Regions from separate parts of the Homo sapiens genome. Here region 2 is linked to region 1. Evidence: chromatin contacts called from ENCODE Hi-C or POLR2A ChIA-PET data. All regions are on one chromosome and are shown on one strand. The core of a region is the stretch at or near the end of the contact, and the rest is flanking DNA. Distances in the headings are between cores, read along the strand shown. Region 1 has its middle 87 kb from the start of LINC02834. Region 2 has its middle 110 kb from the start of GAS1.

The links. Hi-C counts contacts between places; a loop is a spot of excess contacts on that map. ChIA-PET counts read pairs that join two places held with the same protein, here RNA polymerase II (POLR2A). Pooled maps may share reads with other maps.
Region 2: a pooled map shows a loop between it and region 1 (6-fold over the local background). The contact joins two enhancer-like sites. A Hi-C loop is called at or near these places in 1 of 50 pooled maps. POLR2A ChIA-PET finds 5 or more read pairs at or near these places in 2 of 52 experiments (A673 and BJ).

Annotation. Positions count from the first base shown.
Region 1 is chr9:86,793,542-86,797,371 of GRCh38, forward strand. No RefSeq gene overlaps it. Among named protein-coding and RNA genes, the nearest start is that of LINC02834, 87 kb to the left of the region's middle. Within about 2 kb of position 2,455, at least 9 of the 41 ENCODE cell types and tissues checked have a DNase peak (open chromatin) inside an H3K27ac peak, as active enhancers do.
Region 2 is chr9:86,837,699-86,841,150 of GRCh38, forward strand. No RefSeq gene overlaps it. Among named protein-coding and RNA genes, the nearest start is that of GAS1, 110 kb to the right of the region's middle. RefSeq lists an enhancer at 1,160-1,661. Within about 2 kb of position 1,278, at least 5 of the 41 ENCODE cell types and tissues checked have a DNase peak (open chromatin) inside an H3K27ac peak, as active enhancers do.

The sequences.
Region 1 (3,830 bases), core at 1,205-3,704:
TAGAAATCCAAGAAATTGATAATGGATACTTGGCAAAATAGAGAAGGAAAGCAGCAGCTGTAGGTTATCATGATACTCTTAACTTTACCTTACTAGTATATTTCTTTCCTTTATGTATGTGTGAAAAATAATTCTTTTCTTCCCCATTCAAAAAGAGATCCAGAAGAAATATTTAATTGCTGGTGAGATTGTGTTTAGAGTTTAGAAATAGAACCCCGAAGTTCTTGAAGGTGGGGGAGCACAGACATTTCCTATGGAGTTGGCTTAAAATTGTATGTGTTAAGATTCTTTCAAGGATCAAGAAAAATTTGTATAAAGATAAAAGCAACCAAGTTGGCAGAGATGTGAAGAAGCTTGCCTCTCAAAGGGATTCTGAGGCGGTTGAACCTAAAGAATTGCTCTTTCATCTCTTCCTGAAGGGAGTTCCTGACAGCAGACTCTTGACTTAAATCAAGTGTTTCCAAATATTTCCTGAGTCCTGCTTTTATTTATATTTTTAATCAGCAACTATAACTAGATATCACCCAAATTCAACTCTAGAAATAAATTCCATGCAGTTGAGTTCAGATCTATTGACTTGCTCCATCAGAGAGACAGAGAGAGAGAGAAAAGTCAGGAGTTTTATATACATATATTTGGAATTGAGATCCTTTATGCAAAATAGCTCGTGATTAGGCCATTAGTCTCTACAGAGTTACTTTATTAATGCACATCAGTCAGTTTTCAGGAAGGTACGTTTCAGTTCAAAAGAAAAATTAAGAAATAGTACAGCATTAAGGTGGAGAAAAATAAAATCTAAGAAAAAAATTCAGCATGAAATTAAAGGAGAGCCTGACTATGATCCCATTTCCCCATCTGAGCCCAGAAGATAAAAACTGTAATAAATTCATTCATCTACACCCACTTTAAATATTGGAGCAGATCAGCAGTTTCACTGATGTACAGCCAGACTTTGAAGTCTATCTGAGCTCTCTGGAATTCAACCAGCCACTTTCCAGACCATGTAATGTATTGCAGATCTTTCCACATTATGCATTCCAGATGGCCACAGTAATTCTTTGTGCATTTTCTCCTTTCTTATTTGGGTTACTGGGGTAATTTGGGAATAAAGAGTGTATGCTACAAAGTGAAAATTGACATACAGTTACTCCGTTGTGCTGCTCAGATGACAATGATGGATATTAAAGAAACTGAAAGAGTTAAATACATATATAGAGAGAGAGAGTGCAAGGGGGTGGGGAGAAAGAATGAGGAGGGAGTTTTCCCAAGGAGTTCTTTTTGCTGCTTGCTAAAGGAGGGAGCTGTGGCTGTGCTGGAAGCACTACGATTGCTTCATAACTGTTTTGTGGGAGTGCAGAGGAATTATCAGCTCTCCTCCCCCGCCTCAGCTCCCTAAGCCAACAGGCCATCACCTTCACCTTGAAGCCAGGTGATCATACAACTTATCTACAAAACCAGGGTACTTCTGAGTGTGAAGGGGGTGCTATTAAGAATTACACCTGGGCAATGGGCCTAAACCCCATTCACAAATCAGGGCATGTGTTTACCCCACCTCGCAGAGTGGCTCTCCAGGAGGATGCTGAGCTGTTTAAATGCTAGTTGTATTTAATTCAGCACTTGCTCAGGGTGAAGAGGCTGCCAAGTGGCTGTTGACCCCCGTGTTTGTGGCGACTGGACTCTCCAGGTCCCCACACAAAGTCAACACGTGCAGTTAATAGGCAAAAAGCGTTTGGTCACCAGACGGGCTGTTTCACCTCTGCGGCACTCACCCTCACTTGGGCCAGCTTGCCCTGAGCTGATTTATGTGGCATCCTAGGGCCCTGACTGAGTGTGCCTTAGGGTTGCTTCATTGTTTCTATTCAGACTGTGAGAGGGATCTGTGAATGAAGTGAAATAATGGTATGCAACCCTTTCTAGCCAAGGAGACAGTCTTCTTAAAAAATCATTTTTAAGATTGCCTTTAAATATCTCTACTGCAAATGCAATGTGTGCTTTCATTGCCATTGTTTTTCTACATAAAGCCCCCCTTTGTCGTCCTGCTGTAGCAGGCATTCTCAAACTTTGCTATACATCAGAATCACCTGTAAACCTTGCGAAAGTGAATGCCAGAGCCCCATCCCTGGAGAATCTGATTAAATAGGTCTCACAAACATCTGGAAGAAGGGTCCAGCTGGAAGAATCTGCAGGAGATAAAAATCCTATAGAAATCAAGCCCTCTGCAATTGTTTTTCTCGTAAAATTCTTCTTCATGTCCATGAAAACACAGTCCTGGAAACCCAGCCAGCCTTCCAGATTCAATGTAGGGAATGACTCCTCTTCCAAAATCATCTGAAAGCGATGACTCTCATCTGGTGAAGAAAGATGGATTTTATTTTCTGAGACACCAAACAAACTATTGCAAGCATCTCGCTGTTTTTCCAAGCTGTTCTCATTTGCTGGCCCTGGTGGTGAGGGCTATGCACACAAGGGCAGTTTTCTTTGCAATGAGGCAGGAAGCTGAGGAGCGTGTTCTTCCAGGGGAGCTGCAGCTTGTGTTTCACGGACGTAAAGGGCTCCCAGATTTGGAGGCAACAACTGGAATTTCAGACTTGGAGCCAAACGCCCAAATATTCTAGGGTTGCACAACAGGAAAAAAAAAAACATGTGTATCTGTGTCTGTGTTTTTGTGCCCAAAGACATGGACAGATAAATCTCACAGAAAAACTTTATTTTTTCTCAAACACTCAGGAAAATTGGCCCTTCGTTTATTTGCACAAAGACCGCTGTGTGATTCAGATGCACACCCAGTTCAGGAATACTCATTGCCATGTAAAATGTAGGCTGTTATGAATATTCTTTTTCCCCTGACTGTGACAATATTACATGTTTATTTTTAAACACTTGAAAAAAAACAGAAAAGGGTAACAAGAAAAGCAAACCACCTAAAACCATGCCTGTCAGAGATAACAAATGTGAATATTTTAGAGTATTGCCTGCTGAGTTTTATATTTTCATAGTACATGTGTCATCGTATGGAAATTTTAATTAGTATGCTGTTTGATCAAGTTTTCACTTAGTGTATTTTGAGACTTGCTCCATATTGTTAAATATTATTTACAAGATTTTAGCTTTTTATTTTCTGGCTGCACTAGAAAGACAGATTGAAAAAACAACTCTGTCTACTATCTAACCAGTAGTTTGTTTCCTTTTTAAAGTATTTATATGTTGCGGCTGCAATTAATTGCCTTCAAATAAAAACTTCTATTTAACATAACTGATGTATTGAAGGTCTTGTTGCATACTGCTGACTTGAAACCTGGGCATTTTAACTCCATCCATGCATGGCCATTGTTGAGGCCGGCCTCTGTGAGGTCAAGCACTTAGAGTAGGAAGTTTGTATTCTGTACATGGACTCCACAAAACCCCATGAAATTCCCCTGCCAAAGTTGAGAACTCATTAATTTCTGCCAGCTTTTCTGAACATGGTTACTTTTGGAGATTTGCTATAATGGCAGGAGTTGTGAATTCCAGCATTTGAAGAATGGGGTTGGGATATTTCTTGGTCTCTTCATAGCTGTCGCCATCGCTACCCGTGTTCCTTTTGGGGAGCAGCAGAGACAGCAGGCGCCTTGTTGGAATCAGAACCTGGACAGAAAAGCTTTTTTTTCCCCACTGGTCAGGAACTACTACTTATGCACACTTTCCTGGCTCTCACTACGGCGACATCAGCTGCTCCTTCAGCACACTCACCTGCTATTGAGCCCTTCGCACCTCCTGTTTCCCCACCAGGCTCTTTTCTCTCCCCTGACCACTCTCTTTTATCAGCTCCATCCCCTCCTATCCTCTGAACT
Region 2 (3,452 bases), core at 28-2,527, 43 kb after region 1:
TTTTTTTCTAGGTGCCAAAACATAAGAGTAGAATTTAAGACCTCCGGATTTACTCTTGCACTTTCCATTGATCCATGACCCTTTCCTCTGCTCTGTGATGGCCAAGAGGTGGACATGGTCCAGATCACTGAGGAAAGAGGAAGCCTGAAACAGAGAGGTTTGTGGCTGTTACCATAGCCGGCCCCTCTGCAAACCTTGGTTTGCTCACTGGTAATTGGAGGAGTTTGTGGTGCTCGCAGGCTATCTGAGGGGTCTCTTCCAGCTGTGACATTTGGTGGCCCTAAACTCTCAGTGCCTGCCTGGCTTTTACGTGGTGTCATACCAGAGCGCCGAGCAACTCCTGCTTCCCGCAGACATCTTTCCTCTGTTCAGAGAATGTGAGCAACATTGAGAGCATGTAAGGGGCGATCCGGTGAACAGACTGGAGTCCATGCCTTCAAGTGGCCGAAAGCTGTTTTGCTTGCTGGAGATTTTGAGCCCATTGCAGTCAGCCTGGAATCTCCAGTCCTCCTTTTCACCCTAGCTTGCAGCCCACTGGAGCTAGTAAATTAAGACCTTTGCCTTTGACATTTGGGTTGGGAAAAAAGTGAAAACCGATCTAATAATAATTAGTTATGGTTTAATATGCGAGATTGAAGCATTCTCATTTTTCATTCTGGAGCCTGGTGAGAAGGAGCCAAGAGCAGAGATTGATGGGGAAGCATAAACCCCCGCAACGTTCCCATGCCAAGAGAAGTAAATGATCCTCAGGCACCTTCTTATATCATGTTAAGAACCCATGACAGCCCCAAAAGAAATGGAGAGACCCAGAGAAGGTGGGGGATAAAAGAGGGGTTTTTTTCATTGTTCTCTTAGGCCAGGCACCTTGGCACACACATCCGTGCCTATTCATTGTGTAAAGACTGTGGTCTTCAGGCTCCAAGAAAGAGGGCTTGGATTCAGATAACTGACTCTGGGGAAATAGCAGCTTGTTTTTGTAACACTGGAGATGTATTTACTTTTCACTTAATGAAGGGGAGTGATGTCTTGGATAAGTCATGACCCGACACAAACTACAAACATTAAGCCCAAACATTACACGGGAAACCCTTCCCAGAAACGTCCAATTTGTTACTAAGTAGAATCAGTATTGGTGGTTTTAGTGCCATGGAGAGATTTCATTAACTTTCTGAAGGGAAAACACTGTGGAATGGTGAGGCAAACCTAAAGACATTCTGTGTGCGAGTGTGCGCACGCACTCCTGTGCCTACGTGTGCGTGCGGCATAGCTGCAATTTGACATCATGTGGTAAGATTAGCCTGTTTCTCGCTGGCGGGAAATTCAGTGTGGCCCAGAAAGTTACAGAGGGAGGAAACTGTGAATTGGTTGAGAAGGAAAGTATTAAATAATTCTTGATGTATCACTGTGTCCTGGAAAAGAATGAAGATTAGGAGGAAAAAGGCTGGAACAGGAGAGGAAAAACAGATGGTGCCTTGCAAAGAACACTCCTGCAGTTTTTCACATCTCCCAGTGGGACCTGAAATGTGAACACAGAGTTGAGGCTGAGCAGGAAGCCAAACACACTGCTGCGGACAGGTCAGTGTGGCCCCATGACCTGGGCGTGTTGTCCCAAGGCCTGGAGGCTGATGCCCAGGGGAGCCCTGGGGAGGGCCGGCAGATGCTGCCCTGTCGGGAGTGGGCAACTGAGGTCAGCAGGACCATCAGCCAAGTGCCTGGTTTTATCCATCATGAATGAGATGGCAAGGATCCAGCCGTGGGAATTTTAGCAGAATGGTTATGTGTAAGGAAATAGGCATAAAATAAGAGAGGGCAAATGGGGCTTACCACAGAATACCACAACCAGAACACAAAAATCTTAATGACTTTTAAAGATTTTTGCAAAGTTTCAGGCCTTCCCTCAACTCAGCAAACATTCCCGTACCTACCTTTATTTGCCTCTTCAGGCTTTCTAGATCCTTCCCTGTCTCCCATTTGCCTGTAGAGCTGAATGAAACCAGAGACCAAGCCAAGGGTGGGGAGCCCACTGGCCCAAACAGGCTCTTTTGCAAGGCCCACACGCTCCATGAGTTTCTGTGGATTTGAAGGTTGTCTTGAGCCATTTGCCTGAAAGCCAGAGTTTCTAGCTCCAACAAATACGAGTCTCACAAAGTAAGAACAAGGCCTTAGTGTCTGAGATGTGGGACTTCATTCAATGCTGTGATTTTAATATAAGAAATGAGAGATTAAATTATAATGACATTTCAAAAAAGAATAACATTTTTATAAATACCAAAGTCTACCAGCAAACTCAGTGGTAGATAAAAGATTTCTAGCTACTAAAGAAAGAGCACTCAATGTGCAATGTTGGAAATTCTATGTGAGCAGGTAGAGAAAAGAACAGCAACTTTATATTTTTAAGGAATGTGATGTTATGGGAAGGCACAGGTGGTAAGGCCTCCTGCAGTGGTCCTCAAACTTGAACAGAATCATGAAGAAGGCTTGTTAAAACATAGATGGCTGGTCCCCACCCCCACAGTTTCTGACTCAGTGGGTCCAGGGAATTCTAACAAATTCCCAGGTAATGCTGATGCTGCTGTTCTGGGGCCTGCACTTTGAGAACCACTGGCTTAGTTAAGATAAAGATACATGCATAGATTACATTTCTGTTTACCCACATCTGCAACTGTATTCTGGCAGGAAGCGTAATGGACTGTAACAAAGCCAACAATTATTGGACCCCTTTCCTGTCCCCAGTCAGTGGTTTCAGGGAGCAGCTGAGCTGAGCAGAGATCATCATTGCTGGCAGTGGGAACCCAGGTGTTCTGGACCCCTGAGGTGTCCTGCTGACTGAAATGAATTGAGGACTGAGGAAAGGGGCATGAAATATTAGAATGTTAGCACTGGAAGGGAGCTAGGAGAAAGTCTGATGATTATAGAATAGACATTGAGTGAGAGAGCCTTGAATTTCAATTCCAGCTGTGACACTTACTAGCTTTGAAAACTTAGCAAGTTACTTAACCCCTATGAACCTCAATTTCCTCCTCTGTAAAACTGGGAACCCTAAAAGGCTTGTGTTTCAGTCACAATTCTTAGTTGCAATCAACTGAAGTCCAGTTTGGCTGATTTAAGCAGAAAGGGAATTTATTGCAAGGATATTGAGTTCTACAGGGAAAACGAATGGTTTCACCAACAAATCAATGGTATTAAAAAAAAAAAAAAAACAGAGGAGCTGTTGTTGAATAAAAGAGACATCAGAGACATAACAACCAAAGGTAATTGGTGGACTTCACTTGAATCGTGATTCAAGCAACCACCATGAAAAGACAATTAGAAGAACTGGAATAAGGCTGGGTTTGGGATGACATTAAGGAATTACTGTGAATTTTTTTAGGTGTAAAATTGTCATGAGGGTTACTGTTCTTGTAGAGGCTCTAATAGAGACTAGCATACTAACGTATTTACTGGTAAAATAA